Linked DNA regions of Mus musculus: regions 1 and 3 are each linked to region 2. The links are chromatin loops, found by intact Hi-C in ENCODE. Cell type or tissue: left cerebral cortex. All regions are shown on one strand.

Region 1 (8,000 bases), 120 kb after region 2:
CCTACAGATGTTGAGTAATCAACTTTTGTGGTTTATAAGCCACTTGGACTATGGCATTTTGTTATCATGACTTAGAGGCCACGACACTGGAGGTCAGAGCTTCATCCATGGGCTTCTCTCCTAGAGGATCCTGCCAGTGTGACCCCTGTGAGATGCTGCCAGATTGTGATGGGTTAAACAGTTTCATGAGGATGGAGCATAGGGCTGGCTGTGCTCACTGAACCCTGCTTCATGCTAGACCCTGCAGGACAAGTATAAGCAACAGCAGTGAGCCAGGACCTGCCCAGCCCCAGCCCTGTTTTCTCTTGCCTCCCACCCTGCAGGAAGCCCCACTGTCGGGGCTCTACAATGTTGGCTTCATAGACAGTTGGTTAGGAAAACAAAGAAAAAGCTTTCAGTTCTGTGCTTGGCATCCACTCCGTAATCAAGAACGCAGAAATGAGTAACAGCTGATTGCTAACAGCTTTGGTTGTTAGCATCCCATTCCCCGACCTCCCAGCCTGCAGACACAGCCCACCACTCAGCCCAGTGAGATCATGAGTGAGAATGGCTGGCCACCAGATGGGCAGTGACCTTGCATCACTTAGCAAGAAGCAGGCAGCCCCGTGTGCTACAACAAAAGCTTCACGCTTCTCCACAGCAGCTGCCTTCATTCCCGCTTCTTGCCTGTCACTTCCTGTCCTGTCACAGCTGGACCTGCCTGAGCACCGAGGGTGAAGCCTAATGGCTGCCCAGTCACCTGAAGGCTTGCTTTTCGAGAGCAGTGCTTTAGAATGTCTCCCTCCAACACACACACACACACACACACACACACATGCATGCACCACCCATTCACGCACACACACATACCACACACACATGCACACACACATACACATACTGTTATACATCACACACACCCATGCAGGAGCATATACACACACATACCATACACACACACCACACACCTATGCACATACACACCTCACACACCTACATACACAAACATTCCACACACACATGTATTAAACACCCATGCACACACACATATACACCATACACACACACCACACACCTATACACATACACACATATATACCTCACACACAACCGCATATACACACATTCCACACACACATGTATGCACACACACATACACACCATACACACACACCACACCTATGCACATACACACATACACATCTCACACACAATCACATGCACACACATACCACACACACATGTGTGCACAAACACATACACACCATAAACACACACCACACACCTATGCACATACACACCTCACACACATACACACATACCACACACATATGTATGCACACACCCATGCATACACACATGTGTACACACGCACATCACAAACACACCACAGCTTACTTCACATACCCATCTATGCACACATACCTCACACACACATGCACACACTCACGCATGTGTACACATGCACATCATACACACCAACACATCTAATATAAGCACACACTCACACACCACACACACACAACTATGTACACACACACCTCACATTCACATGCATACACTCATACACATGGGCACATACACATCTCACACACCAACACATGCACACCCTTACCCTTACACCCCCCCAAACACCACACACCCATGTGAATACACACACCCACACCCACACATGCACACCCACCCACCCACACCCACACACATACACACTCACACCACACATACTACACACTTCAAAGTGGCATCCACTCTGCTCATCTCATTCTCATTTTTAATAAACAGCTTTGAGCTGCCAGGGCCAGTGGGCTGCAGCTGAGATGACAAAAGTTATTTCCATGCTGTCTTGGCCCTGAAAAGAGGTGGGCGTGATGAATGTATCTCAGGCCTTAGTCTCATCCATCGCCTGCCACTCAGCATGCTTTCCGCCTGGGACTCGGGGGTGGGGGGGGGACTGCTGTCTCTCAGTCCTGGAGATACTCAGTACTCAGCCTGGCTCACAGTATGTGCTCAGTAAATAAGTCCTGAGTGGACTTACTCAGGGTAGAGAAGGAGGAGGGTGGAAAAGGAAAAGAGAAAGAGAGGGACAGAGACACAGGAAGAAAGAAAGGAAAGTCTAGGAGCTGTAAGGACCAACAGTAGAGCAAGGAAGAGACAACTGGTAGACCTCCAGAGGTTAGGGCTGGAAGGAAGATGAAAAGCTCAGATGCTGGAGAAGGGAAGGGGCAGAAAGGTGAGGGCAGGGGGAGGGGTATGAGAATCATAGGACAATCCAGTACTGCCATTTATATTTCTGACAAAACAGGTGGGGGAACACTGGGCAGCAGGATCAGCCAGGATCCCAGACATGGGTCTGCAGTCCAGACTGCATTGTAAGGTGCAGGAGGCCCGGGGTGGGGGCCATGAGTGCTGTGGGTGTGGATGGCCTTGGCTTCATGAGCAGGGCTGGGCCCTGCCTCGTGGGAATGCCTGGTGCCTTTGAGGATCAGCAGGGACACAAGCCATGTCAAGTGGATTCTTGTGGAGACTGCAGGGGACAGGGGTGTTGAGTGAGAAGCGGAGACAGATAATTCCACGTCCCTTGTCCCTCTCAGCCTTCCCTGTGGCTGTCTGCATCAGATGTCTGTGTATGAAGTTCTTTGTGTGCCAATTCTGTGCAGATACTGTGGGATTTATTGATCCAGAAATCCTCTGGGCTTTGGGGAACGAATCTTGACTCTGCCACTTGAGGCTGGCATATCCTGTCCCAGCTCTGGAGCCTTTAACCATAGCCTGTCGTCAGGCACCCAGACCTGTGACACTCATTCTTGCCGTCCAGGTGTCCTCTAGGGTAGCTTCTCTCTCTCTCTCTCTCTCTCTCTCTCTCTCTCTCTCTCTCTCTCTCTCTGTCTCTCTCTCTCTCTCTCTCTCTCTCTCTCTCTCTGTGTGTGTGTGTGTGTGTGTGAGAGAGAGAGAGAGAGAGAGAGAGAGAGCTTCTTGTGATGGATGTTTGGTAGATATCAAAGATGTCAACTGACACTCAGAGCACTGGCCAAGGAGAGCACTGGCTACAGTACTGAGGGTGGAGCGGCTGGGAGATAGGGTGATGAATGTCAGGTGGTGGGTAGGGGTGGGCTCTGAAGGGAGGTTCCTGAGATATCTCAGGAACTTCTGAAGCCTGTCCCTTAGTCACTCCAAAAAACAAACACTGAGGTGGCTCTCATATTCAAGTGCAGAATTAGTCAGTAATTACAGTTATGGTACCCTAACCTGTTGGGCCCTGCCCTAGAATCAGGAAAGAGGACAGCCATCTCTTCTGCCTCCATGGCAACCCTGAGAAGCAAGAGTTTTGACCTCCAGGCATAGCATGGGAGAGGGAACATCCCTGTGGCACACAGAGAGGAGGTAGCCAAGGTGGAGTCCCATGTAGGAGAGTCAACACAGAGCAATGCATTTGTCTCTTGTGGCCTTTTGACAGACTCTGTGTGTGACACACAGCTCACACCGTCACTGACGTCAGATCTTGGTTGTTGGGGACCTTATCTGGTGCTGTCTTGAATGATGCTGTCATTGGGATCGCTGCCTTACATTCTCTAGGCCAGAATTTCCTCTACTGAAAAATGGGAGGGGGCACATCCACCTCCCAGTGTTACAGAGAGGATAGAGATACCCATTGTGTCTACCACCACTGCCTAGTGCCTTAGGCCATAGCAGATGCTTAGCAAATGGGTATAAAGTGTGCTAGCTGGTCCAGCATACAGCATAAACACATAATGGATTGGTGAGGGCAGTCATCAGTCCTCTGGCACACAGTAGGTTCTCAGCTCAATATGTTTAGTTATTAGTGATTCTCTGATGCCCAGAACACAGGAAGAGTGCAATAAGTGCTGACCATTGATTCCATAGGAACTTTATATAGAAGCATCCTGTGTGTTTGGTTGCCTAATAGATAAAATCTTTGGAATCCTGGAATTTGCAACGTTAGGAAAATGAGTCTTTAAGCAATTAATAGTGGGTTCAAATCCTGGATCTTCCTCTTTCCAAGTTAGGCTTCTTCTGGGGCAAGTCTCAGGTCTCAGGGTCTTATTAGGAGTTAGAGATGAGGTGTGTATGCTGGTCAGCCTCCAACCATCCCAGGACTTCAGGGTAGGCAACACATCTTATAGTTTTATCTACACACTCAGTTGGTCCTCAGCAGCTGCAGATTCTGCATGTGTGTGTGCTCAACCAGACCAAAAATATCTGAAGAACAACCGCAACTGTACCAAATCCGCACAATCTTGCCGTTTTCCTTAAACGATACACTCCGACCGCTCTTCAGCCAGCAGGTAAATGACGTCAGTGTGTTGGGTGTCAGAATGTGACTTAGGATGTGAGGGGTCGGTGTGGGTGGTACCAATCTGGACAGTATCACAATTGTTGGCATCTGTGTGTGTGTGTATGTGGGGGTGGGGGTGTTCAGAAACCAAGTACCCTTAAATGAGTGAATGCCAATTCATTTCAAAGAGTTGTTCTTCACTAATTTAATCTATTTTAGCATCTTAACACCTGTCTGCTTATTTGTCCTTGATAGCTGGGGCTAAGGAAGACCCCACACTGAGCACAGATGTTAAAGAACAAATAAGACCTGTACCAGCAGACAAGGAGAGATGGAGAGGTGACTTTTAGGTATGGCTCATGTTCAGAAGAAGCCAGCTGCTGAGAACGGATCTCCTGTGGATTTACTAGAGCATGCCCTTCCCCTGCCAGGTTGTCTGGTGGATGTGTCTCCTGTGTTTTTATCCCCAGTGTGACTGTAGCAGCTGTGCTATGAATCCTGACTGCAGGAGGTGAGGCCGCTGTACCATGTCACCCAGATCAGTATCATTGCCCCATCTCACATACGGGCAAACTGAGGCTCACTGAGGTGAGAATACTTGCTTGTGGGCTTCCTGCAAAGTGGATTTAGGACCTGGACCCTTAAAGGCCAGATGCCATTTGTGCTTTATTCTTCCCAGGTCCCCTCCCCTCCCCTCCAAGGCTGAGGGATGGGGTGGGTCTGTAGGTGAAGTTTTACCCAGGTTTTCACATGTCCTCTCAAAGCCCATCATGACATAGTGAGTTGAAAGGCCAGTTCCAACTCACAGGCCTCTGGACCTGGCGTCAGACATAACTGCATGGTGGCATTTTCAATTCCTGCCTCAGCATCCAGCCGGAGCCGGAGCCGGTTGGAGCCACAGGAGACTCAATGCAGATTTAATGACATTATGAGTCACCCCCAGAGGTGAGCCATTGCCCCTATTCCTCACCCACACCCTGAAACCATGGAGCAAATTAATAAGTAATTAATATGTAATACTTGTGATGTCCGGGGTGAGAAGTGGATTTCCTCCGAAGATAACCCTGTGGTGCAAGCACCAAGTTCAAGAGAGCAAATGCTGAAGATCAGCATGGTGCCTGGGACTGAACACAAGGCACACATCACACACATCACTGGGTTGCATCAGCATCACGTTCCCTGAAGCACATGATACTGTGAACTTCCTTTGTCATACTAGAGGCACAGAAATGTTAAGCCCCAGATACATGATAAATGGAAGGAGATGGGCTTACATCCAATGGTGTGCCAGATCCTCACCTCCTAGCCATTCTTCCTCCTTACCCTTTATTGTCCCATTTTACAATTGAGAACTTTGAGGCTCAGAAGGGCTAGCGGGATTTCTGAGGAACAGTGGAACTGCAGGATACCCAGCCTGGTCTGTCTGTCTCAAGGCTGGGCTGACATACAGAAGCAGAAAATAGGCTATGCTTTCCCTGCTTTGAGTGCAAATCTTTGGTGCTAGTTCTGTATACATCCTTGAAGAAGGGTTTGCTCTGCAGGAAGTTCCAGGGTATGGATGCAGCTTTGGGGCTGGCAAGGGAGCTCACCGTTTGTACTGAGCCTGGAGCACAGGCTTTCTGGAGGTGGTAGAATGACTCAGGCTTTGGAATAGGGGAGGCAATGAGTGGTGTTCATGGATTTGGAAGGATAAGAGGTTGTGGGAGGGAGGGAGGGTTGGAGGGAGGGGGAGGGTCCCACCCACCAGATATTAGCTGATTCCATCTGCAAAACTCTTGGCAGGCAATGATGACTACCTACACATTGAGGGCAGGAAAGTGAGGCTCGTCGAGAACAACAGGCTGAGGAAAGGTGTGAATCAAGGGGCACCAAGGGAGTGACTCAGCCAAAGAGGAGAAAGGTCAGCAGGAGGCTGTCCTTGTGTCTACTCTCCTAGACTGATCGTGTGGACACTGGAGAAAGTCAAGCATTATGCAGTGGGGTGGGACAGCAGCCAGCCTTGTCTGCAGTTCTTTGTGATACTTCAGTGTATGTCAGTCCTCCACACAGAAACCAGCTTGGTGAGATGCCTCAGGGGACCCCACCCACAGACCTTCTTTCACAGGGCTTTTCTAGCTTTGCCCATGCCCCTCTCACAGACATCAGGAGCAGGGTCTGTCTGGTTTGCCAGAGACTGGGATGAGTGGGGAGTGAAGACGCCAAGAACAGGGATCAAGACTCAGATAAGAATCAAGTACAGTCCCATGTCCTATACCGAGGCACAGACACCAAAGTCTACTGGAACTTGTGATGTATTTTGCAAGAACTGGGAGGCCTCTAAAAATCCCAGCACATGGAAATGGAAGACTTAGAGGAGGAGATGGAAGAGCTTATTCAAGAGGTCCTGATTTGAGCACTGCAGATTACACACACACTTACAGTTCCACACTCTGAACATGTTCTGCACTCTGAACACGTGGACAAAGCTTGTGCTGATGAAATGAATCATTTCCAGAAACCTAGTGAAGATGATCCATTTCGGTGAAAGAGGCAGAGAGCGAGGGGCCAAGAGTAGAGCTTGGACAGACAGACAGACACAAAATGGGGGACCCGGTGGGGAGTGACAGTGCTCCCTGCCCAGTCAGTCTATAAGCCTCAGACTTCTCCAACACAAAGCTTCTTATCTGCCTAACCAGCCTTAGAAGACAACCAAACACGACAATTAACCTCCTCATAAGATCCTTCCTTTAAAAACCCCGGGTTATGTAAGACCATTTGGGGACAACTGGGGCGAATGCATATTGGAATCCAACATGACACCACATGCTTGCTAATGTCTGCGAGCCTGGGATAACCGTGAAGGGGGGTGGGGTATGGAGACAGAAATAATGTCAGCTTTGAAAAACTCAGACAGCCACCAAAGTAAAGGAGAGGCCAAGGTGACTGGACACCATCATTCCTTAAAGGGAGATGGAGAGAGAGATGACCCAGTTACTAACATGCCTGCCATGTAGGGACAAGAACCAGAGTCCAGATCCCCAATATCCACATAAGCAGCTCAGCTCAGCCACGAATGCCTGTGATCCTGGCACTGGGAGAATGGAGATAAGCAGAGCCCCAGGACTTGCTAGCCAAAGATGTAAGCTGAATCCATGAGCTCTGGGCTCACTGAAAAGCCCTGTCTCGAAAAGCAAGATGGACGTTGATGAAGGAAAACCCCTGATGCTGACTCTGACCTGCACAGGCATGGCACACACAAACATGGACAAACACATATGCACCTTGTGCACACACCTAAAATAGGAAGAAAGGAAGAGAGATGGGGGGAGGAATGCAGAGGAGTCAAGTAGAATCTTACAGGTGATTCCAAGGGTCCCTTGCTGTATATATAAAATTTGACACATTTACCACCATTCAGTGATCAGTCCCACTGAGAAATCAATGCCTCTGAAGCCAGGCTGGCCCCCAGGGCTCTCAACACCCCCAATGCTCCTGTATTATAACTCTGTATTATAATTTCATGCTTACTATATCTCTCCTCCAAATAATGTGTGCTTCTTAACCATACACATCTTTCCTTTATGAAGTCCCAGAGTCAAGTTCCCTGAAAGGATTTATGGACTGGAGTGAGTGAGAGAGCAGAGAGGGAGCTGTGAGGAGGTCAGAGGGCAGCCGTATCTTCCTTATGTAGGATGCTTCAATCAAACCCCAGTTAGCCAAAGCCACTTCCTGTGACTTAAAAACAATA
Region 2 (8,000 bases):
CTGCCTGCTGCCCCTCTTCCCCGACTTTGGCCTAAATTAGTTCAGTATTTATGTGGGCATCTGCTTTGCCCAATTTTGGGAGGCTACTTTCTTGGTACCTGTTCACAGAGGAAGTTTGTTCTTAGGGGAACAGGAAACCACTGCATGTGTGCGAACATATGCCGGTTTCTCTTTACACGAGTTACAGAATCCTATAACCACACTTCTAGGTTGGTCCCATCAGCCCTCCATTCTATTTACGTCCTACAGATGGCAGAATGGAGTACCAGACAAGAAGGTCTCTCTGAAGGTTAAGTGCACCTAATCAATGAATGGACTGAGCTTTTGGGTTGAGGCAACTCTGATTTCCAAACCGTTTTCCTGAACCTTGCTAATTTCCTTCTCATATTCAATCCGACCACTCACCAGAGCAGCCTTGCCTCCGCCCTCGTTTTGCAATTGCCACTATAAGGGAGTCCAAACACTGGCAGAAAAGGGCTAGATGAGGGTCTGAGTTGTAATGACACCTTGCGAGTAAGCATTCTCTGCAAACTTCTCATCTCTGTGTCCCCCCTTTTCACTGTGTGCCAAAAGCTGACAGTAATCTCTCCCTGTGACATAAGGACCAGATACCTCCAGTGGCAGGGAGTGAAGCCAGGTGCACAGACCACCAGGCTGAGAACCATCCTAGCTTTCAACAGGACATACACGTGTCTGCCTCCTTCCTGCCCAGCTGCAGCTTTGAGCGCCCCTCGTGGAGGCATGCAGTATGGGCCTGCCACGCAGCCATCAACTGGCACACAGGAGAGCCTTGTGTATTGCGCTCCTTTGAATGGCTTGCAGGAACGGACTCCTAACCAAAAGTCACAAACCAAATTGTTCGGGAAACATCCTTTTTTATGCCTTGAAAGAAGAAAGAAAGGAAGTCGATATGGTTTCCTAATGACCAGCAGAACTGTGTGAATAAAAGAAGAATCTTTTAAGTTTGTCTCGGGTAGTCCCTGGTGGGGGCAGCCAAAACTCTTTGAAACAGAACGGCACATAGAAAAGCACACTTAAGGCCGACGTAACAACGATACATCTCACCACATGTCAGAGGCTAGGGGAGGCAACAAATTAGAGTCTTACTGAGAGATACTGGATTTGCTTTGTTAATCCAAGGGGAAAAGAAAAGGAACGGCAGGCTTTGCAGTCTCGGCGTGTGCGTGCATTGCTCTCCCATGCATGTCTTAGGCAATAGGGGTCCTCTTAAAAAAGACAAGCTACACTTTATTCCCATCAAAACGGCCCAGAGAATGCACAGCCTGCAACAAGTTCCCACCCCTCACACTGCATGCAGGAAGACAAGTCTGCAACACTGGGCTCCTCTGATGCCTCTCCTCTCTGGTTTGTGGATAAGAGCTGCCGGTTAAAAATAGAATTTATTGCGGAAGATCAATTGTTTCCAAATGGACCATGAGAACTGGCAGTGCCCATGGGCCACCCTGGCTCCCTTCTTATGACTCAGTCAGAACCCCATGGTTAGTAACGAGCCTTTGGATGAAGTGTATCGTGGACTTTAATTTGGCAGTGACCTGAAGTTAATTAAAAATATATGCTCACTAGCCGCGTGGTGTGGAGCAGTTGCAAAATATAAAATGTCTAAAAATTGACATCACAAATGCACACATCCTGCCTTCCCTCCTACACTCTGGCACACACTGAGGAATCAGGATACAGGATCCTGATCTTGGGTGACATTTTCCTATATGCCATTAAGACCCCACCCCATGCCAAGGGTGGTGCCTTAGAGAATGTCAAACTCAGAGGTAGGGCCACTTTAGAAAAGATGGTGAGCCTCTGGGCATCTTTGAGTTCTGCTTGTGGAGTGGCAGGCACACACACACACACACACACACACACACACACACAGATTTAAGAGCTGGGGCAGGGCAATCTGGATTCAGTTCAAGGCCACCACGTTATTGTTGGAAAGAGACAGCTAATTAAGAAAAGGCACGCTGGGTAGAGACCATTGATTTAAACCAAATCTCTTTTCCCATCTTTCCTAGGGAAACTGCCCAGACCTGGTGTAAATTGGAAATACCACTGTCTCACAAGGGGAGGGGGTGTTCTCAATGACATGTTTTGTTAAATAGAGGAGGCAAATCATGCCCATCGCTCCCATTTCTGGGTCCAAGAGATTGGGGATATAATGTCTGATGTATGCTGAGGGTACTCCAGGCCACAACGAAGTGATGGGACCCAGAGCTAGGGCCTGGAGCTGAGAGCTGTCCGGGGCCTCTGGTGCTGAACTCAGGGGCCCAGAATTCCCCGCGGCGAAGCGGCAATGCTTCTCTGTCCTCAGAACTCCAGATCATCAAGAAAACCTCAATTATACAGAACTCCAGATGGACGGGGGTGCTGGGGAGTGGGGTAAGCGCTCCATGCTGTGGTCAGCTCAGGCAGGCTCCAAGCTTTGTTTTGTAAGTTACCACGGGAGGAAACAAGAGTCACACCTTGCCAAGAGAATGAGAGGTTAAGTGATCCAACCCCAATAGCTGACACCGTGGGCTCTCCTGGTGTCTTTAGCTCTGGTGGCTGGGGGTGGGATCAGCTTTGGGTGAGTTATTTGCCTCCCTCTTCTCTTCACCTCAGCATCTCACTGTAACTTCCTGGGACCCTAGCAGGGTGGAGCAAAGGTGTGACTCCAGGCAGGTGAAGGAACCGACAATCTCGACAATCTCCATAAACTCAGACCCCCTTCCCTTCCTAAGCAGCAAGCACGTGGGTTTCACCAGCACCCTCTCTTCACTCCTAATATCGATGAAGCTGTAGAGGGATAAAGGGGGCCAAGCCCCTGGGGTTCTAATATCTCTCTTCTCACCAAGTTCTGGGAGCCTTGAGCTCTCCTCCATCCGAAGAAGCCACACCCAAGTCCAATTTCCTGACACCTGGCTGGGACCTATCCAGGAGACAGCCCCTCCGGATAGTCCGAGACAGCGTGGGATGGTGGGATGGGAGGGAGTCTGGTTCTGGAGACAGGCAGTCAGCTGTCCGCTTCCTATACCTATCCTCTTCCACAGAGCCTGGCAGAATAACCTGGCAGCCAGCCCCGGGTGCAGTTGCAGAGAGCTTCCAGAATCTGAAGGTTTGGAGAGGACCCCACTCCCAAGAGCTTCTCCCGGAAGCGTCTCCAGACTGCAAACGGGAGCCCAGAGACCGACGAAGGACCCGCAGCCTAAGGCGAGAGTCCTTCAGATGCGTCCCCGCCTCCGCGCTCCGGCAGGGACGAGGTGCCCAGCCCGGTATCCGGGCGGTCCCGCGGGTGGCGCGTGTGTTCCCAGACCAGTCGAGACCCCCGACTGCTCGGGTCAGCCGCAACAACTTTACCCTCTTTGGGCCGGGGCCCTCGGGGTGCTTACCTTCCGCCTGAGCTGCCGCGGGGCTCCCCAGAAGGAAGGCGACAAGGAACAGAGAGATCCTGTCGGGTCCCGCGGCTTGTGGCCGTGCCACGGGCATCGTAGCTACGGAGCTGGGGTCGGCGCAGAGAGATCCGTGTGGTCGGTCCAGGCAGAGGGATCCGTGCGGTGGAGTCCGGGCAGAAGGATTCGAGCAGCCGGAATCAGGCAGTGCTATCCAGGGAGAGAGAGAGAGATGGACAGAAGGCTCCAAGCAGCCGGATCCCAGACCGAGGTCCAGACAGACAGAGGGATTGGTGCAGCGGGGTTCAGGCAATGGGATCCAGGCAGAGGGATCTGGGCAGTAGGATCAGGGCAGCGGCTCCTGGCGGACGCGCAGCTCGCCGTGGCTCTGGCCGAGCTGCACCGGGCGCGGGCGACGGACGAGTGAGGAGGAGCCGCGGGCGGCGAGCGAGCGGAGGGCGGGGGCTGGTGCCCGAGCGAGAGAGGGAGCAGGAGAGAGAGAGAGAGCGAACCAGCGAGCGAGCGAGGGAAGTGAGCGCGAGGAGGCGGCCGAGGGCCGTTCCGGGGGCAGCCTGGCCCTTAGGCCCTGAGAAGTTAGTGATATCGCCCGGTCCCGGGTGGGCTCAGGGTCCCTACTCTTTTTGCGGATGCTGGGACGGTCAGACGAGGCGGAAGAGCGCCCGATGTGTCCTTGCGAACCCAGTCGGCGAACAGCCTGACCTGTATCCCCACTATACAGCCCTCTCTGGCCCCTGAGGTCCCCACCCGCATCCACCTTTCCCTCCCCTATCCGCCAAATGCATTGGTGCTTCCACAGAGAGTCCCAGTGACCTAGGAAGCCACACCGACTGCATCCAGGGACATTGTTGGACCAATGCACAGGACCACAGGATCCTCTGTCTGATACCAAGTGGTTCTTCACCCTGGAAACGCCCAGCCACAGACTCCTGGGTCCATGTTATGATTTCAGCTACATTAGCACTCTCAACAGCGCTCTGCAGATCCGCCAGGCTTCCAGAGCCGAAGCCCCGTTTCCCTCCCCCGCCAGTGGAAGCTTTGGTTCCAGGCCCATCCTCTGGCGGCCTCTGTCCAGTTGAGATTCTCTAGCAGCGTGTCTTTCTTCCACAAACAGAGGAGACGGGGCGCAGTGGGTGAGGAAGACAAGAAGCCACTTATAGCCAGGCATTGGCCAAGGGCCAACTGGAAGATACCTCACACCAAGGGAGACAGCTCTCCTTGTTCTGCTGAGTCTCACAGCCCCAGCTGGCTTCCCAGGCCCCTCACCCCAAGTTAGAAGCCCTCCCCTCCCCCACTCCACCTTGCCACTCCGCTCAAGCAGGGAGCAGATGGAAAGAAGGTTGTAGCAATTGGGGGTGGGGGGGGGGATGTCTTTAGCAGAGTGGAGAGACTGGGAATCTCTGAAAACAACGTAGGGGAGGGGAGCATTGGAGGTGGGAGGAGCGAAGGAGGACTATTCTGGTCCTGGTTCCAAATGCCCCTGTCACTCATTTACTCTTGGGATGCTCTTTGCTTGAAGCTCAGATTATCAGGTGATGGAGAGACCCCCAGTTCATATCAGGTCTCAGGAAGTGGGGATTTGAGAAGGACATGCAGAAGACCTGGGTCCTCCTCTAGAGGGCTAGCAGCAGGCCATCCAGTAACCCCTGAGGAATAGAAGCATAAAGCAGGAATACAGAAACATGGAGGAGAGACACAAGTGCCGGCTTCCTCCTTGGAGATGAGGATAGAAAGGCTTGTAAACACCCATGGCTCACCGGACTCTGGTGTGGTCTCTGTTTTAAAGTCATAATGATCGGCAGTGGTAGAAGTGATCGATATCTCCCCTGGATGCCCTCAGAGGGTCAACCTCACCAAAGCCACTCAGCCAGGAAGTGATAAGATGGATGAATTCAAGACCAGGCCTGAGTTGAAAATCAAATCACCCAAACATGATTCTTCCCCTCAACCAAGATGGCTACCTCTGGGGTGAGACTTGGTGGCTCCTCCTGGCTGTTGGTGGCCTCCCCACTTCCAGCACACTGCTGGAAGTCCATCACTGCAGTCATCGATTAGTAAGGGTAGGTGTTGAGAGCATCGGGCAGATGAGTCACCAGAAAGAGCCAGCTGGGGTCAGAGCTGGAACAAAAGTACATGGTTGGGGGAAGATCTTCCCCATTACCAGACCCATTTTAAAGAAGAGCAAACTGAGGTGTGGGGAGGCAAGGCAACATGTTCAATACCATGTATAGTCTGGTTCTGCCCAGGGTTGTGCTCTGTCTACTGCCAGATTATGCTTGGTCTTGGCTTGGGGTCAGAGAAGCCCAGGTTCTGTTCCTGAAGTTGGGGTGAGCCTGTAGGTCTGTTCTCTTTACATGCTGCTGTGGGAGTGACCACCTTTGTGCAGTTAAAAATCAGCCACTGAGGGCAAAGGCTGGAACCTAGCCTCACCTCTGTCTTTGCAGAAGGCCAAGAATAAGTGGCTTGTATTCTCTGGGTTCTAGTTTACTCTTCCAGAGGGGTAGGAATAAAATTAATGCCTGGCATGTGGAGTGACTGAAAATGAGCAACAGTGTCCTTGAGGAGTGACAGGATACACTGTGCATGCTTACAGGATAAGGGAGAGGACCTCAGGGGTAGGTCAAGTCAAATCTTAGTCTGGGGATTGGCCTCAGTCTGAGCAGTTGTTACCAACAGTGCCCAGGACCTACCCTAATGCACGGTCCACCCCAGGTGCTTGTGGTCACAACAGCGAGCAGACAGGAAGCTGGAGCTTCTGACTACTTCTTTGACTTTGTGAGAGTCTTTCTGTGAGCCACCAGCCTCTCTGGAGTTGATCTCTCACTCTATCTATTCACCATCCATCCATCCATCCATCCACCCACCTACCCTTCATCTGCCCATCCACCCATCCATCAATTCTTCCATCCATCCATCCATCCATCCATCCATCCATCCATCCACCCATGTATCCACCCACCCATCCATCCATCTATCCATCCACCCATCTATCTATCCATCCATCCATCTACCTACCCACCAATCCATCCACCCACCCACCCATCTACCCATCCATCCATCCATCCACCCACCCATCATTCATCCATCCATGCATCCATCCACCCATCCATCCATCTACCCACCCATCTATCTATCTACCCATCCATCCACCCATCCATATATATATATATGTATGGATATATATATATCCACTCTTCATCCACCAACCCATCCATCTGGTCATAACCATCCACTCACTCACTCACTCTATCCAACCCATGCACACATCCACCCATTGGCACACCCATCCACAAATCCATCCATCCTCCATCTGCCCACTCACTAGCCATTCATCCCACCAATTCACACACTCAGCTGTACATCCATGCCCCCATCTGTTCCTCCCACTCATCAATGTCTCCAGCTGTCTATCTCTCCATCCCTCTCTTCTAACCATCCATTCACAATTTATCACCTTCCATCTCTCTTCACAGTATGAAGGTACGTCACTTGCTGTCCAGTTCAACCATTATAATCTACCCACAAGCCTCTCCTCCCTCCCTTCCCACTGCCCCATCATTTATTCCTTCTGTCCCCTTATTTATCCATTTCTCCTTCTGTCCATCTGTCTATCTATCTATCTATCTATCTATCTATCTATCTATCTATCTACCCAACATCCCATTTTCTTTGTGCTCAATGGATGGTTCTTGGATGTCAAACTCAGTGCGAGGGGCCATGAACACAGTGGATATCATCTCTTGCATTCTTGGGTCATCTAGTGATGTCTGCCAACCCAAAGGTTGTCTTTTCCAGTTGACCAACACTCTGTGCCAGGGAATCAGTTTCACAGAGTGTCCAGAAGTCTGGGCTTTGGAACGTTAGTTTGCCATTTGAATAAGTTCCTACTAATGACTGTGTGTCCTTCAACAAGGCCAACGAGGTGTTATGTTCAGACCAAGCATCGTGTGCTTCTGTCAGGAGCATCTGAGTACCTAAAGACTTTATCACAGGACACTGGAAAAGAAAATATCTGCTGTCTTGGAAGAGAGAGGAACCAATATAAAAGAAGACATCACTAGCAAGAAGGGTTCAACTTAAAAATGCTGGTAGAAGGTAAAAGGTATCCCAGGAGATGGACACCCCACACCCCTGTATCTTTAAAGTGAAGATGAAACTTCCAGAATCTTCTTATCTGGTCTTCATCACAGAGCACAGCTTCTGCAGCCCCTAGTGGGAAGCCTGGGCCCACACTATACTCTTACTGGAAGCCGGCAAGGACACAGTGAAGTGTGAAGTGAGCTGGCCTGTCCCACCAGGACACCCATGTCACCTGCAGGGAACTATCCTCCCCCTTTGGCTCCTTTGGAGGTGTGCTGTCTCTTAAAAAAATGCCTGTGCTAGAAGACAGGGCCTTTCCTTTCCGACTGAGAGTTGACATAACACAAAGCCAGCCTGCTGACTGATCTGCATTCTCCTGAGGCCAAGGAGGACAGGAAGGGGCCGCCCAGCCAGAGCACGGAGAAAGCTCAAAGATGGCAGACAAAAAAACATCCACGTAACCACCCAGATCTACAAACCCAGAGGGGAGATTCTCCTCATGAAGGGTTATGTGCCCAG
Region 3 (8,000 bases), 290 kb after region 2:
GCCACCATGTGGTGGCTGGGATTTGAACTCAGGACCTCTGGAGAGTAGTCAGTGCTCTTAACCGCTGAGCTGTCTCTCCAACCTGACACTACGATTTTAAGGGTTAAGTCTCCAACACTCTGGGTCTGTTCACACCACAGCAAGCACACAACTATGTGGGAAGCTCAGGCAGGGCACATGGCTCTGTGGGTGGCTTAGAGGTGCCCATGTGCGTGCGTGCGTGTAAGATGTGTGTGTGTGTAAGATGTGTGTGCCCAGCAGCTTGCTTAGGGTAGAAGTCACAAGAGCCGCTTCCCTTCTCCACCTGCCTGAGCCACAGGGCCACACTAGAGACCTTCGGAGACCTCAGAGTTGCAGGCAATACCAGCTCAGTCGCACACCCACTCAGAACTGGTAAGACTGGAGTAAAGTTTAGAACTCGGATAAAACTCGGAATTGAGAACGGCAGGAGTTCACTGGCAGCCAACCAGATTTCTGTCCTGGAGCATGTAACCACGACACCCCACTAGGAGGACCATGACAATTGGTCACCTTAACCTCGAGCCCAGAGCTCTCCGTGCTAATGAGGTATCTAGATAGGCCCCGAATGTCTAGCCAATGTGAGCTTCCCTTCCTAGGCATCCCTTCCTGAAAAAGGTATTTAATCTTTGGTCCACCTTGACTAAGTCGTATGCATCCTTTTTCACCATGAATAAACAGTTTGGACAGGCAAGGACTGTCTCCTTTATCCAGGACCGTCATGGGGAGAAGCCTTGCTGCCGTAGAAGGCTCCTCCACACTCCTGGCTCTCATTCTGAGCTAAGCCCTATGCCCTTCGCCCTGGGCTCATCTCAAGACCACCCAATCCCAACTCTTTGCAGTTCCCAGCGACGTCTGGGTGCCCAAGAACCACAGCCTCCATCCCAGCCCTGGAGAAAAGCCACAGGCTAGGGCCCCTATCTTAGACCATGTTGAGCCTCCCCTAAGGAGCGTGTTGATGTCCCTCGAGCTCTGCACACCAACGGCGAGAAAGAAATGCAGCCCCACACCACCTCAGAGTGTGTGGAAAACTGAGGCAAGAGGGAGAGATAACAAGTAATACTAAAACAGGCACAGAACAAGCTCTCACAAGGGCGGCCAGGTTAAAACTCCAGACTTGTTCATCTCCGGCTTTTCTGAGACCACAGCTGACCGTAGCAGGAGTTGGAGGAGGTGCACGGGTTCAGGGGTCACGGATAGCCAGCCACCAGGGCAGCAGGGGCTGCTGTCTGCCCACAACTGTAGCCACAGCTGAGACGCAGCTCACCCACGGATGCTTCTCACCGAACTCCTCTGGCCCCAGCTCTGCTTCTAGTGTTACATTGTTACATCCATGATTTCATGTATCTATGCAAACATAGGTGCCACATTGCAAGGACCACACGCTTCTCAGTGACGTTAAGACGTTTCTCAATGACGTTCACACGTTTCTTCAATGACGTTGACGCTGGGACGCTTCTTGGTTTAATTCGAGTAACTCTCCCTCGTGCCCTTTTTCCTCAGCCGACAGCCCCCTTCCCCTTTGCAGCTGCGTAGATCATGATGAAGCTTACCTTTTCTTTATTCATCTCTGTTTGTGGACACCAGGCAGCTCCAGAACTTACTGCTGTGGTCTGTTGAATGCTGCTGTGTCAATGTCCCCGTGGTATGTTGACTAGGGACCTCCAGGTCAATGCCCAGCTAAGCCCCTGGGTCACGTGAACTTTAGTTTCCAAAGGAGCCTCCATTCTGGCTTCCATGGTGACTGAACCCATTCACATTCCCCCCCACTATGGCACACGAGGGGGCGTTCCTGCCAGCGTTTGTATGGTTTTGTTGTTGTTGTTGTTCGTGTTTTTTTAATGACTGCCATTCTGACTGGGTCGTTTGTGTTTCCCCTTTTGAAAAGCATCTGTTCATTTTATTAGTTCATTGTTAATGAGTATTTTGGTTTCTCATTTTTGGAGTTCTTTGTGTATTCTAGATACAAATTCTAGATAATCCTTTGCCAGCTCTTAACACTCTGTAAGCCATATTTTTCTTTTGTGTCCCGTGCTAGACAGAAGTTTTGTGGGTTTATTCTTTGATTTCTGTTTGTATGTCTCTTCCCTGGGGTCCCCTTTGCCAGTGTTGGTGTTGTTCCCTGGGTGACTGGAGTCCTACTAAGTGTTCCCCTCCTGCAGGTCTGGACCGTGAGCTTCACGCCATCACATGACGGTCTGGGGTGCATCTGAAGTTGGTGTTTTAGGAGTGAGTAGTGGGGCCTCATTCTGTACATGGTCACCCAGTTCTCCCAGATGATGTCTCTTCGCCATTGTGTGTTTTCTGTTGCGGGTATGCGGGCTCAGATCTGAGTATGTGACTCTATCCGTTAATCAGCATGTCTGTCCCATGATGTTTTCATTACTCTTGAGTCTGCAGATTAACTAGAAATCAGGCGTGCGACGCCTCCCACCATCTTGCTTTTTCTCAGGATTGCTTGACTACCCCCATGTCTCTCCTGCTCCTGTTTGAGTTTCAGGCTTGTCTCTCTGTCCCTGAGGATTGGCATTGGAACCTGGGTGGACACGTCGAGCCTGTAGGTGGCCTCTGTACGGCAGCCACTTACAGCATTAATCTGTCAATCCCTGAGTGTGGGAGGTCTTTCTGTCTTCTAATGACTCCTTCGATCTCTTCCCCAAGGGTCTTAACGGTTCACTGCCGAGGGCTCTCACTTCCTGGGTTACATTTATTGCGAGATGTTTGCGGTGGTGAATGGGGCTGAGCTCTTCATTTCTTTCTTAGACGTTGGCCGTTGCCTCACAAGAGGGCCCTGCCATGTGTGTGTGTGTGTGTGTGTGTGTGTGTGTGTGTGTGTATGTGTGTGTGTGTGTGTGTGTGGTTTGTCTCCTGCCTCTCTGCTGAGGATGTGTTTGCCCACTCTGAGATTCCTGCTGGGGTCCTACTGGTCACAGAATCACATGTCTGGAAGCAATAACCAGCTCCTTCCTTTCCTGCTGTCCCCTCGCTGTCCTGTGAAGTCTCCCACTGCTGTGCTGAGTGGGGCAGAGAGTGGACACTGTGTCTTGGTCTTCACTTCAAGGGGAAGACTTTGGGTTTTCCCGCTCAGTGGTGTGATGGGCTCTAACCCCACAGCTCTAACCTCACAGTGCTGCCAAGACATACTTCTACCCCAAGCTCCTCAGAACTTTTATCATGCACGGATGTTGGGTTCTGTCAAAAGTCCTTTCAGCATCCATAGAGAGGATTTTGTGACCTGTGGCCTCGATTCCATTTATGGGATGTATTATATTTACAGACTCACATACACTGAGACATGCCCGCATCCCTGGAGTGAAGACTTCTCATGATGATCTTTTTCGTGTGCTCCCAGATTTAACTGGCAAGTACCAGGTTCATAATCTGTGTATCTATGCTCAGCGTTGATGCTCTGTAATGCTCTTCTGTGGTAGTACCTTTATCTGGGTTGTCATCCCTCTACCTGGTAAACTCCTATGCATCCTTCAAAACCCAATGCCAACCAGGCCCAGTATTCCCTGGCTACGAGGCCTTCCCTGACTCAGGCCAAACATCTCTTTGATTTAATCACTCTCTGGTGCCCACAACCACACTTCTTCCTAAGTCTTGTTCTCTAAAATACCGACATTAATTTTCATGCCTATCTTCCTCACTACAGTGAAACTTCAGACAAGTGCCAGAGTCCTGACCCGCTGAATGAGAGCAAAGGAAGTCACGAGAGCAGCATTAGAAATGAGCAAAACTAACAGCCAACAAGTGAACGGCCACCCCCTTTCAGGGAACCCTGGAGCAGCCAACCTTCAAGGCCCTTCCTTCTCCCACCCTTCCCCACTTCTCCCCTCCCCCACCCATCCTCCACCTTATCCCTTTCACACACCCCTACTGCCCCCCACCTCTGCTCAGGACCATAAACAGCAACCAGCAGAGGGTACCCACCTCTCCCCATCAGCCTCCAGAGCGCCCCCTGCTGACAGACTCAGGCAGAACCATGCTAAACTCTCAGGTCTCACTGGAGACAGTTGGGGAGCCAGGGTTGAAGGGAGACACAGTGCTTTAGGGTACACATCTCACCCTCTCCCACCACATCCTTCCTTGGTCAGGGACAAGCCTCCCTTCCTCAACCAGCCCAGATCCTACCAAGAGGTCCTGTTACTCTCCTAGGGCTGCTGCCCCCACATGACCGCCATTGGCAACTACAGACCTGAGCAAAAGGAGACAGTGGGTCAGAGACCCTCCATCACTCCCTCCCTGGCCCTGGGATGACAGTGCACCCTGGAGGCAGGCCACTAACCTTGGACCACAGGCCCATGCCGAAGGCACTGCTCTCTGCCATCTGATGCAGGTTCAGCTCTGTCCTGGAAGAGACGATTGTAGGAGTGAAGGGTCTGCCCCAGCCCAAGCAACAGGAGGTGTCCTACTGCTGGGTCCCACATACCACACAGCCTGGCTACCCCAGCCCCCAGCCCCCAGGCCCCAGCCCCCAGGCCCCAGGCCCCAGGCCCCAGGCCTCCCATCCCAATGACCCTATGTTCCAATCTCACACAGCGAAAGACCATGAAATGTAACCCAGCCTCAGTGCAGTGCCCTGACAACTGAGATCAGAGACCGGGTCACTGGGTACCCGAGCCTCTCAGCTCTGGGTGGAGCTTCCCACTAGGCTTTCTTCACCCTCCTGCCTCAGCCAGCCCAGCCTATCCCAAATACTCACCTGAGATCTACATCCATCCCAGCCAGCAGCTGAGAGAAAACTTCAAAGTTTCCTTCCCCTTGCGGCTGCCGGGCCACACGGCTATTCTCCAGAAGCACTGTCTATAAGGGGGGAATTGAGCAGTGTCATCCCCGGTCCTTCTCTCCAGACTTGGTTCCCAAAGGCCCTACTAGAGTGTCCCACCCCAACACTCCCTGAGGCCTCACCAAAGGGTGACTCAAGAGCACCCACGGTTCAGAGCCCCACAGGCAATCAGCCAAGCCATGGGCTCCCTCCAGCTCCCAGGAAAGCCCAGAGCACCTCCCTCACTGAAGCCTGCACCCAGTGGTACCAGCAGAGCAAAGGCCTTAGTTGATACTGGGGAGCCAGATCTCCCTGATCTGGGCTGTCACCTGGTGCTGTGTGGTCATTCTCTCTAAAACCCTAATTTTGTTTTCTGCTCAACTGGAATGTTGGAGAGGGGACAGGCCACATGTGTGGCACAAGGGGACAGGATTCTGTGTGGATCTGTTACATTCAACAAGCCTCTAGATTCTGCTCCTACCCATCCCAGAGCCACGCCATGCTAGCTGCTTTTAACATTCCAGGGTGCCAACACTCTTGTCACCCCAGGGTCCTGACTGGAAATGTGGGTACAGGCTGGGGACACCACACCTTAAAGAGCCCGTGCCCATCCCTAAGCCTCACCTGGAGCTGAGCAGCTGTGACTCGGCCGGTGGCATTGAAGTCCAATGACATCACCATGGCAAAGCGGGTGGCCCTGCGGCTGTGGCCGGTGGACACACAGCCAAAGGCCCGGAGGACAGTGAAGGTAGCCCGGAGCTTCTCCACTGTCAGGAGACAGAGGGGAGGTGTCACTTGTGCCTTAAGCAAGGCTACCGTTCTCGAAATCCATCCTGGTCTTTGTTCTCTGAGGTGGGAGCTCTGGTGAGCAACAGCTCAGCTTCGAACTACAGTCACTCCATGAGTCCCAGCAGCTGCCTCAACCCCGACTCTCAAAGTCATGAGTAGAATAGAAACGATCTGAGTGATGTGTGTGTGTGTGTGTGATCCTCCTAACACTTGAAGGCCATGAGAGGGCTTGAAAGTTCTGGGATCTCCCCAAAGATATTCTCTGAGCACCCACAAGCCCTGTGTGCCATTGGAGACATCTGGGTACATCCTGTCTCCCACATTCTGGGTACATCCTGTCTCCCACATTCACATACACAGCAGAACCAGTCTGTGAGAGAGTCTAAACCAGCTCCCAGCCCTGTGCTTAGAGTGATCACAGAAAGGGGGGACAGCAGGTATAGCCTCTAAGAGAAGCCCAAGGGGGCTCTGCCTTTTGCAAAGGGACAGTTATCTTCTTCACAATTCAGGAGGACCCTCCCTGGAGTGGCAACTGTGTTTCTGGCAGAGTTCTGAAAGGTTGATCAGCTTAACAATGCTCAGTGCTTAGAAAGCACCCATGGTCTGCAATGGTGGTATAGCCGGTGCCGTCTGGTGCAGCGCTGTGTAAGTCCCGGAGGACAGTGTCCCCAGGATGGACAGATTCTATTATTGGAGAGTGTGAAAATGATGTTCATCTAGAGTATACATGCATGCACACACCTGTGCACACGTATGCTTTCTAGATAAACAGTATGTGTGTGTGTGTGTATGGGGGTGGAGGAGGAGAAAGATGAAAAGGAGCAGAGAAATGTCTATGAAGGTTCCATGGAGACATTACAGTGTGACTGAGAACCCTAGTAAACCTCTCCAGTTTTCAATGCCTTTATGTATAAATCTCAAATCATAATCGCTATCCCACCAGTGTCCTGCTATAATCGCTATCCTCCCCCACCCCCGTCCTATTCAAACCACAGAGCTCTTGTGGTTGTTTAGAAGCGGGTCCGGTACAGGGTCCCTGGAGATGGCCACACCGACGGCTGTGACCACAGTTATCATTATCCATGCTATTCACGGACGGTCTTTAAGGCCCACTACACCCCTCCTGTGTTCTTGCCCGGCCTCTCCCCCAGCCAGCACAGGAGCACTTTCTAGAGCATCCTAGCCTTCCGTAGCTCTGTCTCCGGCTCTCAGCTCTGCTTTCATCTTTGCTTCTCAGGTTCTCTGTACAGCGGAGTGGGCTGTGGACTGTTCAAGGACACACACTCCCAAGAAACCCTCCATCTGTCTGATGGGATGGCTCCCAGCAGGTGGCAGCCAAGCTTCTGCTTCCTACTGTCCCAGTGTGTGACCACTGTAAGGGCCACCAGTGTCATGAGAGAGATGCATTGTTATCCTGGTAGAGGTGCTGTCCCAGTGTGTGACCACTGTAAAGGCTACCAATGTCATGACAGAGATGCACTGTTATCCTGGCAGAGGTATATAAAAGAGCACTAGCTTTCTGGGTCAGTAGCCAACACAGGGCCCTTACTTATCTGTGCTTAGTGAATGACAGCTAGACAGGAGTAGTGAAGAGCCACCCAGGATCTCCCCCCCCCCCAGCCACCCAGGACCCCCACATCTCCCCTCCCTGTTCCCATCCAGTTGTCACCTGTGGGCCACCATACCTGACACCCTGCCGTCCACGCTGCCTGCCATACCCACCAGGTGTTCCAGAACCTGCTCACAGCAGGTGGTCTTCCCAGCTCCACTCCGGCCCAGGGCCACAATGCTCTGGTCTCTCCGCTGGCTAAGCAGTGCCCAGTATGCACGCTGGGCCAGGGACGTTACGTGGGCAGGCAAGCCATCCTGCCGACCACGGGGTACCTGCCACAAGATGACAGGTGTCAGCCTCCCGGCCAGCCTGCAAGTGTCATCTACAGCTAGATCACTAGAAGTCCTGAGCGACCGATATACTCATTAAAGGCTCAACCAGAAAGGGTTCATTGCTTCGGTTAGTTAAATCATTGGGTACGATTCACCTTCAATGAGGTAGCCGGGGAAATTGGCACAATTGATTAGTAATATTGAACATGGGAACTGGGAATGGCTATCAATTAGTGATGTCTGCCGTGAAAACAAACTGAGCCATCTCCCTGGCCAAGAAACTGACTGGGCAGTCACTGCTGGGTTCCAATGAAGACATGTCGTAAGCAAAAACCCTCAGACAATGCAAGCAGGTGCTGAATGTGCTGGCTGGAGCTTCCTCCACAGAAAGCTGTGCATACATCACATGGCCCACACACTGCTCCAGGGACACGCCCAAGAGAAAGGAAGGTGTGGTCACAGAGATCCTTACGTCACAGGTCACACCGAGCATAACAGAAAGCATATCTAGGAGTTCTGAGGAAAGTCAGTGGGTGAGACT

The links. Peaks named below come from ENCODE experiments on the same cell type or tissue, not always from the same donor. Only the 100,000 strongest peaks of a DNase experiment are listed, where the experiment ranks them.
Region 1: a loop joins it to region 2, with 5 times the contacts of the local background. A loop is called at or near these places in 2 of 42 quality-filtered maps.
Region 3: it touches region 2 in a loop (6-fold over the local background); 4 of 42 quality-filtered maps call a loop at or near these places.

The regions. Positions count from the first base shown.
Region 1 is chr5:112,695,045-112,703,044 of GRCm38, forward strand. All of the region lies in intron 42 of Myo18b (myosin XVIIIb), which reads right to left. Among named protein-coding and RNA genes, the nearest start is that of Gm30529, 50 kb to the left of the region's middle. In left cerebral cortex, no CTCF peak of the experiment used is centred here; DNase peaks (open chromatin) are centred at 509, 1,833, 4,291, 5,867 and 4 more places; H3K27ac peaks cover 2,527 bases.
Region 2 is chr5:112,573,389-112,581,388 of GRCm38, forward strand. It overlaps Sez6l (seizure related 6 homolog like), which reads right to left and starts at 3,810. Exons shown (of 17, transcript NM_001253916.1): 1 at 3,384-3,810. The coding sequence starts at 3,480. In left cerebral cortex, CTCF peaks have their summits at 742 and 3,792; DNase peaks (open chromatin) are centred at 154, 742, 1,638, 2,324 and 3 more places; H3K4me3 peaks cover 4,565 bases; H3K27ac peaks cover 4,115 bases.
Region 3 is chr5:112,860,934-112,868,933 of GRCm38, forward strand. Myo18b (myosin XVIIIb) reads right to left here. Exons shown (of 44, transcript NM_028901.2): 8 at 7,261-7,459; 9 at 5,411-5,553; 10 at 4,724-4,824; 11 at 4,307-4,370. Among named protein-coding and RNA genes, the nearest start is that of Myo18b, 31 kb to the right of the region's middle. In left cerebral cortex, CTCF peaks have their summits at 4,011 (motif pointing left) and 6,882 (motif pointing right); a DNase peak (open chromatin) is centred at 4,011.